Linked DNA regions of Mus musculus: region 2 is linked to region 1. Evidence: chromatin contacts called from ENCODE Hi-C or POLR2A ChIA-PET data. All regions are on one chromosome and are shown on one strand. Each heading gives the region's core, a stretch centred on a gene start or an enhancer-like site at or near the end of the contact. The rest is flanking DNA. Distances are from core to core; before and after follow the strand shown.

The links. A loop is a pair of places that touch in the nucleus more often than their neighbours do. ChIA-PET counts read pairs that join two places held with the same protein, here RNA polymerase II (POLR2A).
Region 2: a map of left cerebral cortex shows a loop between it and region 1 (3-fold over the local background). The contact joins the promoter of Lyz2 here to the promoter of 9530003J23Rik in region 1. A Hi-C loop is called at or near these places in 2 of 37 maps with a recorded cell type or tissue (left cerebral cortex and mouse trophoblast stem cell). POLR2A ChIA-PET finds 5 or more read pairs at or near these places in 3 of 5 experiments (Patski and embryonic stem cell).

Annotation. Positions count from the first base shown.
Region 1 is chr10:117,235,394-117,240,639 of GRCm38, reverse strand. 9530003J23Rik (RIKEN cDNA 9530003J23 gene) reads left to right here and starts at 1,959. Exons shown (of 4, transcript NM_029906.3): 1 at 1,959-2,204; 2 at 2,859-3,023; 3 at 4,978-5,056. The coding sequence starts at 2,060. The region is part of intron 2 of Gm31963 (a long non-coding RNA gene); the gene reads right to left.
Region 2 is chr10:117,279,153-117,284,398 of GRCm38, reverse strand. It overlaps Lyz2 (lysozyme 2), which reads left to right and starts at 2,127. Exons shown (of 4, transcript NM_017372.3): 1 at 2,127-2,292; 2 at 3,594-3,758. The coding sequence starts at 2,157.

The DNA of each region.
Region 1 (5,246 bases), core at 710-3,209:
TATAAAGTTTGCAAAACCAAGGGGCATCTCTTCCCAATGTGGCCAACTAGGCCATCTTCTGCTACATATGCAGCTAGAGACACGAGCTCTGGGGGTACTGATTAGTTCATATTGTTGTTCCACCTATAGGGTTGCAGACCCCTCCAGCTCCTCCATTGGGGGCCCTGTGTTCCATCTTATAGATGACTGTGAGCATCCACTTCCGTATTTGCCAGGCACTTGCATAGCCTCACAGGAGACAGCTATGTCAGGGTCCTTTCAACAAAATCTTGCTGGCATATGCAATAGTGTCTGCGTTTGGTGGCTGATTATGGGATGGACCCCCTGGTGGGGCAGTCTCTGGATGGTCCATCCTTTTGCCCTTCTTGCCAACTCCTTGTCCACCTACCCAGAACCCGATTTTTTTTTTTTTTTTGTGGATTGAGGGAGGCTGACTGGGGTCGGTCCGTGGCATTTCATGGCTCCAGCTTCCAAGTTGGTATTCTCTAGGGCCAAACAGGGGGCAACTCCCATCACTGGAGAATAGAATTAATTATAAAGTTGGCATTTTGTATGGCTCCAGAGCTTCCTTCCAAGGCAAATCCGGGCCATGCTTATTTGGGGATTTCTGGTGGTGTTAGAGAATGTGCACAGCTCCCTGAGTTGGTGCCTTCTGAAGGCAATGCTCAGCAGCATCTGTCTGTTTGGGTCACTTGAGATTTTAAAATCCCATTGCTTCCTAGCAACCCTTTTATGCTCTAACACCGAAATGCATTTGGGGAGAGGGAGACAAGGCTCTGTGTGGGTGATATTTGGAAAATTGTTCACATGAGCTTTATTTCTACTGAAAGATGTTGTTTTATGGGTCCAGATCCAAAATGGCGGCAATAGTACTTGGGCTTCTTGACTTTCAGGTGTGTCTTGAACCATCAAGGAGGCCTCTGCTCTGATGTGGAAGGCCCTCACTCTTATTTCCTCTCACTGCCCTGATGGATGAGCATGCTGAGGGTCTTCCTGAAGTCACACTGTTGAGCACACAAGGGATCCAAGTTCATCACTATTTCCGTCTCTGCATCAGGGCTGGGCTCTTTCTCAGGAGAGATGACTATTCTCGCTCTCGCTCTCTCTCTCGCTCTCGCTCTCTCTCTCCCTCATAACTTTCATGTGACTTGGCTTCACCCAGCTACAAAGATGAATAGAGAGAACCCCAAGTTGGCCCACAGCACTGGTGTACACTACTATTACTCTTGGTGTGAACCAGAAAGCATACAGGGCTTTACTCTCTCCATTTCTTAAACCAAATGATGACTGGGATACTGATCTTCTGTTCCTTTGCTTGTGCTAGGAGGTGACATAAATAAGCAACTTTAAAAAAAATATCTGCTGGGCATGGTGACACATGTCTTTAATACCAGCACTCAGGAGGTGGAGAGTTCAAGGACACCTGGTCTACATAGCAGTTTCCAAACCAGCCATTTGCACCCTGACACCCTGTCTCAGAAAAAAACACTAAAAAACAAACAAACAAAAAAAAAAAAAACTGAAGTGCTGATTTAAAACAATTCACAATTTATAACATGATCAAGAAATTCTAGAAAAGGAAATCGACAAAGCAAGTCATAGCATCCTAAATACTGAGAGATTCATTTTGTGGTAAGACCGTGTAAGATAATGTTAAGCGAAAAAGATGAATGGATGATTTAATTTTAAAGGACTGCCGATTTATAGTCACAGCCTATTTTAAGCAGTGAAACAGAACCACTTTCCTTCTCTTTGTATGGCTGGCGTTCACGATGAGACAGAATGATCTTCTTGCCCTGGAAGCAGGGCTAGCTCCCGGTTCTTTGTGAGCCAAGTCTTTGAACAATATCATTTTCATCGTTCTCTCTAGACCAGAGTATCTCAATTCAAACATTGGGGAAAGTGCTTTTGAAGTCTGTGGATCAATAAGAACTTCCTGCTTCGCATGAAGCTCAAAACGTCGAGTCCCCAAACCGATAGAGGATGAAGGGAGTTGAGAGATGCTTAAATACTGGGGCCTGATCGCTCTGGGCAGTTGCTGAGGAGGTTTCCAGGCAACATGAAGGCTCCCCTAACTCTCCTTACTCTAGGGCTCCTCCTGCTCTCCATCACCATCCAGGGCAAGGTCTACGACCGATGTTCTTTGGCCAGAACTCTACAAAGTCTTGGTCTAGCTGGTTTCCAAGGAATCACGCTGGCAAACTGTGAGTGCCCTTTGCTTTACACCTTCTGAGAAGTGCCGTGCGCAGGGAGGAATGGTCAATCAGAGAGGGGGACTAAGCACTAAGGCAATGGAAGACAGTAGTTTAGTCATTTCAGAAGCACCTTACCTTGCTTACTATCACAAAAAATGACTTACATTACAAAGACGTTCTCCCAGGGCCCCTTAAAGCTAAGGCTTTGACCTACAAATGGCAGCCCTCAGCTGTAGTCCCAGCTACTCAAGAGGCCAAGGTGGAAAGTTAACTGGAGCCCAGGAAACTAGCCTGGGAAACACAGTGAGCAGAAGAGAGGCCGGCTCAATGTTTCAGCTGATAGACGCACTTGCTACACAAGCCTGGCAACCTGAGTATGAACCCCAGAACCCAGGTAATGATAGAAGGAGAGATCTGACTTCAAAGCTGTCCTCTAGCCTCTTTCTATCACACACTACACACACACACACACACACACATACACACACACACACACACACACACGAAAGCCTAGCAAAAGACACTAAAGTATTATGATATGTTATAAGTTAATATATCTCTATACTTACAAAGCACGTTATTAATAAAAGTACAATCAGTACAAAGGGTGAACAGTGTAATTCATTTAATCTTACTACTATTAATAAAATAACTTCTTTTCAGGGGTCTGTTTGGCCAAATGGGAGAGTAATTTTAACACAAACACTACAAGATTCAACCCTGAAGACCAAAGCACCAGCTATGGGATCTTTCAGATCAACAGCAGATTCTGGTGTAATGACGGCAAAACCCCAGGATCAAGGAACTTTTGTCGGATATCCTGCAAAGGTAAGGCGGGCATATGATACTGTAAGATATTGCCAGACTCTCTGGCGAGGCTTACAAGAAAGACATTTGGTACAAAAGGCAACTTAACTTTGGGTTCATGGCAGACCTGGAAGCAGGCCATTTTAACCTCTAAGTAGTAATTATTGTCCTCCAATGATTCCCCCAAGTAAGAACTGAGGGCCTGGTGACACTCATGAGGGGCCTCTACTTCTTTCCATGAAATCCTGGGTGCTGTCCTCAGTCAAGAAAAAAAAAATGAACAAACACTTGGTATCAGAAAAAGATGGTGTTTTAACATACAAATGTTTCTGGAATGATCTATGAATGTCTTTTAAATGGCCTAATTACTCCTATTATACTTTGGTTTAGAATAACGCATTCATAAAGAAATCCTCCTATTCCCTGAAGGGCAGTTCAGGGATAATTTGATTCTATGTCCTTTTATGTCAAATGCTCTTAAAACACAGAAAATTAGATATTAGTATAATAAACATCCATGTGACTACAAATTTTAAATGATTCTTAGTATTTGCCTAGTGCAGTTTTACAGTGAATTCAAAACATTATGATATTTTATTTCTAAGGTCTTTTGTTTGTATCTCAAAAAAACAACAAAAACAAACAAACAAACAAACAAACAAAAAACCAACCGACTCTACTTGATAATGCTTGCCACTCCTGGAAAATTAGATTATGGGTTTAGGGATATGAGAAACTGACTTTTTTTCATAAGAAAAACAACATACCAAAGGTCAGAAATATTAACCCTGATGCATATTAGAAAGAAAGAGCGTGAACCTGTTAGCTCCTGAAATACATGTCAGCTCTGACGTTAAATATTTTAAATGTTAAAATCAAACAAGAATTAAATGGTTAAATGTTAAAATTACCAGAAGAGAATTTTCGTTTTTAAATCTTCTTCATTTGCTTTAAAACATGTGGCATTATATAATAATCTGCAACTAAAGGGCCAAGTTTCTAACAGAAGTAAGAAACTGTAGCAGCTACAATATAAGTTTCAAGTGGCTTACAAACACTACTGACTTTTGGTGTGTATCTTTCTTTATTTATACACACATTAGTCATGTGTGTATAAATAAAATCATATTGTACACGTACAAATACTTTGTGTGTGCTTGACAAAATTCAATTCTAATATGTGTGTGTATATTTATAATTTGATTCTCCCCACTCAAAATTATTGCCATATCAACAACTACAAAGCGTGAATAGAATTCCACTGTACGTTTACTCTGCCGTCCACCAACTCGGCTATCGGAGTTAAGCACTAACATCACTTGCATTTTTGCCCTTTTATAAATTGCTGCGGACAAGTGTCACGCATAGGTATTCAAGTATTCTTCATATTGTTTCTTTTTTAAATTTAGACTTATTTGTTTTGTGTGGGCAGATGTTTTCTCTGCAGGTATGTGTGTGCACTGCATGCATGCCTGGTGTCCAAGGACGTCAGAAGAGGTCTGCGGATCCCCTCCCACTCCCCCAAAGCGCAGCTCTGGATAGCTGTGGGTTGTGAGCCACCACGTGGGCACTTGAAGTGAGTCCCCATCCTTTGCAAGAGCAACAAGTGCTCTTAGCCCGCTGCTGCCTCCTCTTGCTATTAGCTCTCTAAGATAAACTTTCATTGCAGAAATCCCGAGAGGAACGCTATCGGCATGTTTTACTTTAGGGTGAAGTACAAAGAGACGCTTCCGTATTGGTTAGAAATTCCAGAATTTCCAGCGACTTTATTATGTGACAAAGTATTTGCGACCTGATTTAAAAGGGGGGGGGGGGCAGAATAAAGAAAAGCGTGCCTCTGACAGTCACAGGTATACGGACTATGGAGATGGTGTCTTGGTGCGTTTGCTCAATGTAACAGAGCCAAGCTGACTAAATCTAAACTGGAAATGCATTTCGCGTGCTGGCTCCTTCATTCCCCACCCTTCTCCTCTAGCTTTGCTGAAGAGCAACATCTGGTCTGCCGTAGTTTGTGCAAAGAGGATCGTGAAGGATCCACAAGGAATTTATTCATGGTATGTTTTAACTGTTAAGTGGGAAAATGGGGCCAGGTAGGAGTTGCACACACTTTTAACCCAGCACTCCGGAGGCAGACACAGGCAGGTCTCTGTGAGTCTGAGGCCAAGCCTGGTCTCTAGAGAGTTCCAGGACAGCCAGGGCTACACAGAGAAACCCTGTTGGGGGGCTGGGGGTGGGGTAGAAGGG
Region 2 (5,246 bases), core at 878-3,377, 44 kb before region 1:
CCCAGAAGAAGTGGACAACCATGGAGCTGGAGACACAGGCAGCTTCCAGCTGACTGATGTGGTGGGAATCAAACTCGGGTCCTCTGGAGGAGCAGCAGTGCTTTCAAATTCGGAGCCACTTCTCTAGGCTCCAAAGCACTCTTTCTCATTTATTAAAGTACCAGGAATCACTAGAATTAGTACTGAATATGATGGAATCTTCCTTTTGCACTTAATGCTGGAAATTAAGATATGGTATTAAAAGGTTTTCCTGCAGAGACCTGTACCCAAATGTGTAAGAGGAAAACTGTCCTTGTGGGCTGCAGAGACGGCTCAATGGTTAAGAGCACTGACTGCTCTTCTGAGAGGTCCCAAGTTCAATCCCCAAAAACCACATAGTGGCTCACAACCATCTCTAATGGGATCCAGTAACCTCTTCTGGTATATCTGAAGACAGCTATAGTGTTCACATATACATAAAACACATATAATAAAAAACATAGCAAAATTTATATAACTTACCAAATAAAACATCTAGTATATAGCAAATTTCTGTGTAGGACAAATTTCTACCCAAAATTATGGGAATTTGCTATTTTACTATTAAATCTCTTGCTCAGCCTATTATCTGAAGGGGATAATAAAATAAGATTAAATCTTGTCACTGTCCGTATCTCCTGCTCCAGGACAAATAATTTAGGACATCTAAATCAGTCCTTCCCTTTTTTCCTTTTCTTTCTTTCTTGTTTTTTGTTTTTCTGAGACAGAGTTTCTCTGTGTAGCCCTGGCTGTCCTGGAACTCACTTTGTAGACCAGGCTGGCCTCAACTCAGAAATCCACCTGCCTCTGCCTCCCAAGTGCTGGCATTAAAGGCATGCAACACCATGCTCGGCTAGCCCTTCCGTTTCTAATCGGCACACTAGACCAGTACATTCAGTGTGTCTCAGGGTGACAACCGGAAGTAAGGAGCCTCCTCACCCAGCACAGTAACTGCATGAGTGATGATTAGGGAGAGGGCAAAGGGATGGCTTTGTGTGCACCATAGAGTCTGTCCCCTAGTCCAGGGCCAGGACCCAGTGCTTGGCTTTCCAACAGTGTTGTTTTCTAAGGATGCCCACAGGGACTGGAGAGATGGCTCATCACTGGAGAGCACTCATTCTCCCATAGTACCCAGGTTCAATTCCTCAGCACCCATGAGTATGCCCACAGCTGTCTGTAACTCCACCCCAAGGATCTGACACCCTTTTCTGACCTCCGTAGGATCAGGCACATAGGGGATGCACAGACATACATGCAGGCAAGAATGTCTATACACATAAAACACAAATAATAATTGAAAACTAAAAACCACACATTCCATTTGTTGTCATTTTTGTGCCATTCTCTTCTGAAATACAGCCTAATATTTCCTTTTCTTTTTTTTTATTTTAGACATAGAAAAAACATACAGTCCAGTTTTCTGTAAGTAACACACAGGGAAATGCTTTTTAAATAATTAAGAGCACTGGTTTAAAACGAATGTTAGCTGACCATAGTTGGATGTTGGACTCAGTATTAAGCATACCTTGCTGTGTTGTTCTGTGCTGAGGACCCACTGGGATGTGAGTGTATTAGTCAGTAGAGGATCCACCATGGCAAGGAGTAAGGAATGTCCCAGCTCAGGAATCAAGTGGCAAATCTTTTCCCTTTTCTTGATCGTGTTCAAAATACACTTTACAGATGCTTTCACTCCAATCTCCTACACTAAAAACACAGATCTACTACCTTTGCTGGGCAAGAGAGGGATGAAATTCCTGCAAAATAGAACTTTAGGGATATGCTGAAGAAAAAGGATAAATGCATTCCAAGAGATGAGGAAAAACAGAAGCCATTATTTCACAGCAGCATTGCAGACTAGCTAAAGGCAGAAGGGAGAGACTCTGGAGTGTCTCAAATGTTTAAGCATTTTAAAATAAATACTGTATGCTTATTCTTGGGCTGCCAGAATTTCTCTCATCACATAAATGAAGAAGGAAGATCAAGTGCTGAAGTCCATAGATCGGTAGGAACTTCCTGTTTTGCACACAGCTCAAATGTAGGAAACCACAAGCTGTTGGGAAAGGAGGGACTTGGAGGATGCTTAAATAGCAGGCATGCTTTCTCTAGTCAGCCAGCAGCTGACCCAGCCTCCAGTCACCATGAAGACTCTCCTGACTCTGGGACTCCTCCTGCTTTCTGTCACTGCTCAGGCCAAGGTCTATGAACGTTGTGAGTTTGCCAGAACTCTGAAAAGGAATGGAATGGCTGGCTACTATGGAGTCAGCCTGGCCGACTGTAAGTCTCTTCTTGATGGCTCCAGCTAATCGCTCAGAACAGGGACAGGGGAGCAGTGAGTGACCAGAGAGGAAACTGCAGCATACACTGTCATGGTTGTTCCCTGTGTGACTGAGGTCATTTGACAGAAAGCATCAGTTTTTGTCTTTTGAATTAGAGATGCTGGGGTGAGGGCTTGGAAGGGACATTGTGTGCCATGGTAAGGCAACAGGACCTGAGGGGCTCAGGGACTGTCACTAAATTTTCTGTTGCTTCAGACTCAACATGAGTAAGGGGGCTGAGAAGAGATGGGAGAGTCAGCCAGAGATCCTGGACTGACATGGTATTTGTCTTCACTTCTCTTACCGTGGTGTGTAACTTTTGAGATACGTTTTTTGACCTATGTGCACAAGTCAGAGCGATCCTATTTGCCCCTAATTGGTGGATAAATGAGGTTCTCAGAAACTGAGTATTAAGTGACTTAGCAGCGTTCTTGATTCTGGGGTGGCCTTTAGCGTCACACAAGGAAAGATGTGGAGGAGGAACAGTTCCTCGTGGCTTACGTCATCTATGTTATCACAATCAGATTCCATTGAGGTGCCTGCTACTGAGCAGAGTGATGTGTGTGTGGATGGATGGATGGATGGATGGATGGATGGAGGGATGGATGGATGGACCTGCAGAATAGCCTTTTCTGTCCTGAGGTTCTTGCTTTATGTATTCTCACTAGACATTTGTGATGGTGTACAATCCTGGAATCCAAGCAATGGGAGGCTGAGGCAGGAGGTTGCAAGCTCAGGGGGGCAGGGGTGATGGTAAAAGCAATGAGAGAATTACCTATTTCATTTGGAAGGCAGTGGGGTTTCACCACAGAGCACTGGCTGACCTAGAACTTGCTATGCAGACCAGGCTGGTCTCAAACTCACACAGACTCACCAGCCTCTGCCTAACAACTGCAGGAAATAAAACTGAGCACCACTGGGGCAGGGTTACGTTTTAAAAGGCCCTTAACCTGGTTATTCTTTGATTTGTCCTCCAAGGGGTTTTCTTTGGGGCACTTGAAAATTACTCGCTGATTGGGCACAGCAGTTCTACCTACCTGAAGGACAGAGGCAGGAGGATCACTTGTCACCAGAGACTACCCTAGGCAACACAGCCAGACACAGGCTGAACTAGTGGTAGCATATTCTATAATTTAACCACATGATTGTATTTCTAGTACATCACTTCTAAAATTCAGCCAGCTCAAAAGGCTGATTTTGGTATCAAATATGGATCATTTGCGGTTGATGCTTATTGATAAATTTTCTTTTCCTTCTCAGGGGTGTGTTTAGCTCAGCACGAGAGCAATTATAACACACGAGCTACAAACTACAACCGTGGAGACCAAAGCACTGACTATGGGATATTTCAGATCAATAGCCGATACTGGTGTAATGATGGCAAAACCCCAAGAGCTGTGAATGCCTGTGGGATCAATTGCAGTGGTAAGAAATGGTGGGGTACAGTGCTAACAAACAACCATTCTGCTCTTTCTGCAAGAGCAGAGATTCTGTGCAGGAGGAGTAACACTGGGAGAAGCATCAGGAACCTGGGGAAGCTGCCTTCACTGTTAGAGAGTCATCAAATGAACCAAGTAGGGCAGTAGGCTCACACTGTGTTTGGCAATAGAATACCCTGTTTACAGCTCAGAGGGCCCTAGGTGCACCTCCAAAATCAATGAGTGAATAGATGAAATGAAATAAATAGAGGCTGGACAGATAGTTCTGGTGGAAGAGTCATCACAGTTTGACCCCCAGCAGCCACAAAAAAAGCTGAGTTTGGTGACATGGGTATATAACCCCAGCACAGGCCAATCTGTGTGGCTCACTGGCCACCCAGCACAGCCTACTCTGCAAGCCAGTTGCAAATGGCAGACCCTGTCTGAAAAACACTGTGGACTGCTCCCAGGGCAGTCATCTGACAGAAGAGGGTGCCAGATCTCGTGACAGATGGTTGTGAGCCACCATGTGGTTGCTGGGATTTGAACTCAGGACCTTTGGAAGAGCAGTCAGGGCTCTTAACCACTAAGCCATCTCTCCAGCCCTAATCCCTACTCTTTTAAACTTGGTTGTCAATTTTTCAAGAGAAGATGGACTTTTGGGCTTTCCTTGTTACCTGCTTAGTCTGACTTTAACAGCGTTCTAGTCACTCATCTACAGTCACTGGGAAGTGTTAGAAAACTCCAGCAAAGGAGTGTGACTCCCAGTGTGAGCACTCAAGGATCGATTTAACTGAAACCTTTGGAAAGTGCTCCTATAGAACGTTAATCTATGCTGTCCGTACATTTAAAGTTATATGATGCACATATGTGCTCACACCGAGACATGTAAAGATTTTACAGTTTTACATAAATTATACTTAACACAGCTCCATGATATGGCTATTCCTGAAAACCACATCTGGAGTAACAAATACTGACCTGGATTCTCCCGTTAAAGAGAGACTAAAATTACAGGAGCAATATTCTCTGCTTGAAAACAGCACTCTTAAGTCTCAAGTCACAAAGCAGCTGGGCTCCTTCTGTTTTACTAGTTATAACCTGCTAGGAAAATCTTTATACATAAAAGCCTCATACTCTGTTTTCTTTTTAAAGTATTAATTTATCTCTGTGTGTGAAATTTTGCCCGATATGATTCTGGTCACCATGTGTTCCTGGTACCAGTGTAGGCCAGAACAGGGCATCAGATCTCCTGGAACTGGAGTTACAGACAGTTGTGACCTGCCATGTGGGTTCTGGGAATTGAATCCTCTGGAAGAGCATCCGGTGCTCTTAGCCACCGAGCCATCTCTCCAACCCCTGGTTTTTCTTTAGGATGCATTTTCCCTGGGAGATGCCCAGGTGACAGTTCTCTGCCTGCTCTGTTTCCCAGTGTGCACATGAACAGGGCCTGCCCTCACCCTAGCCGACAGTCACACACCCTCCAGTGAGTCCT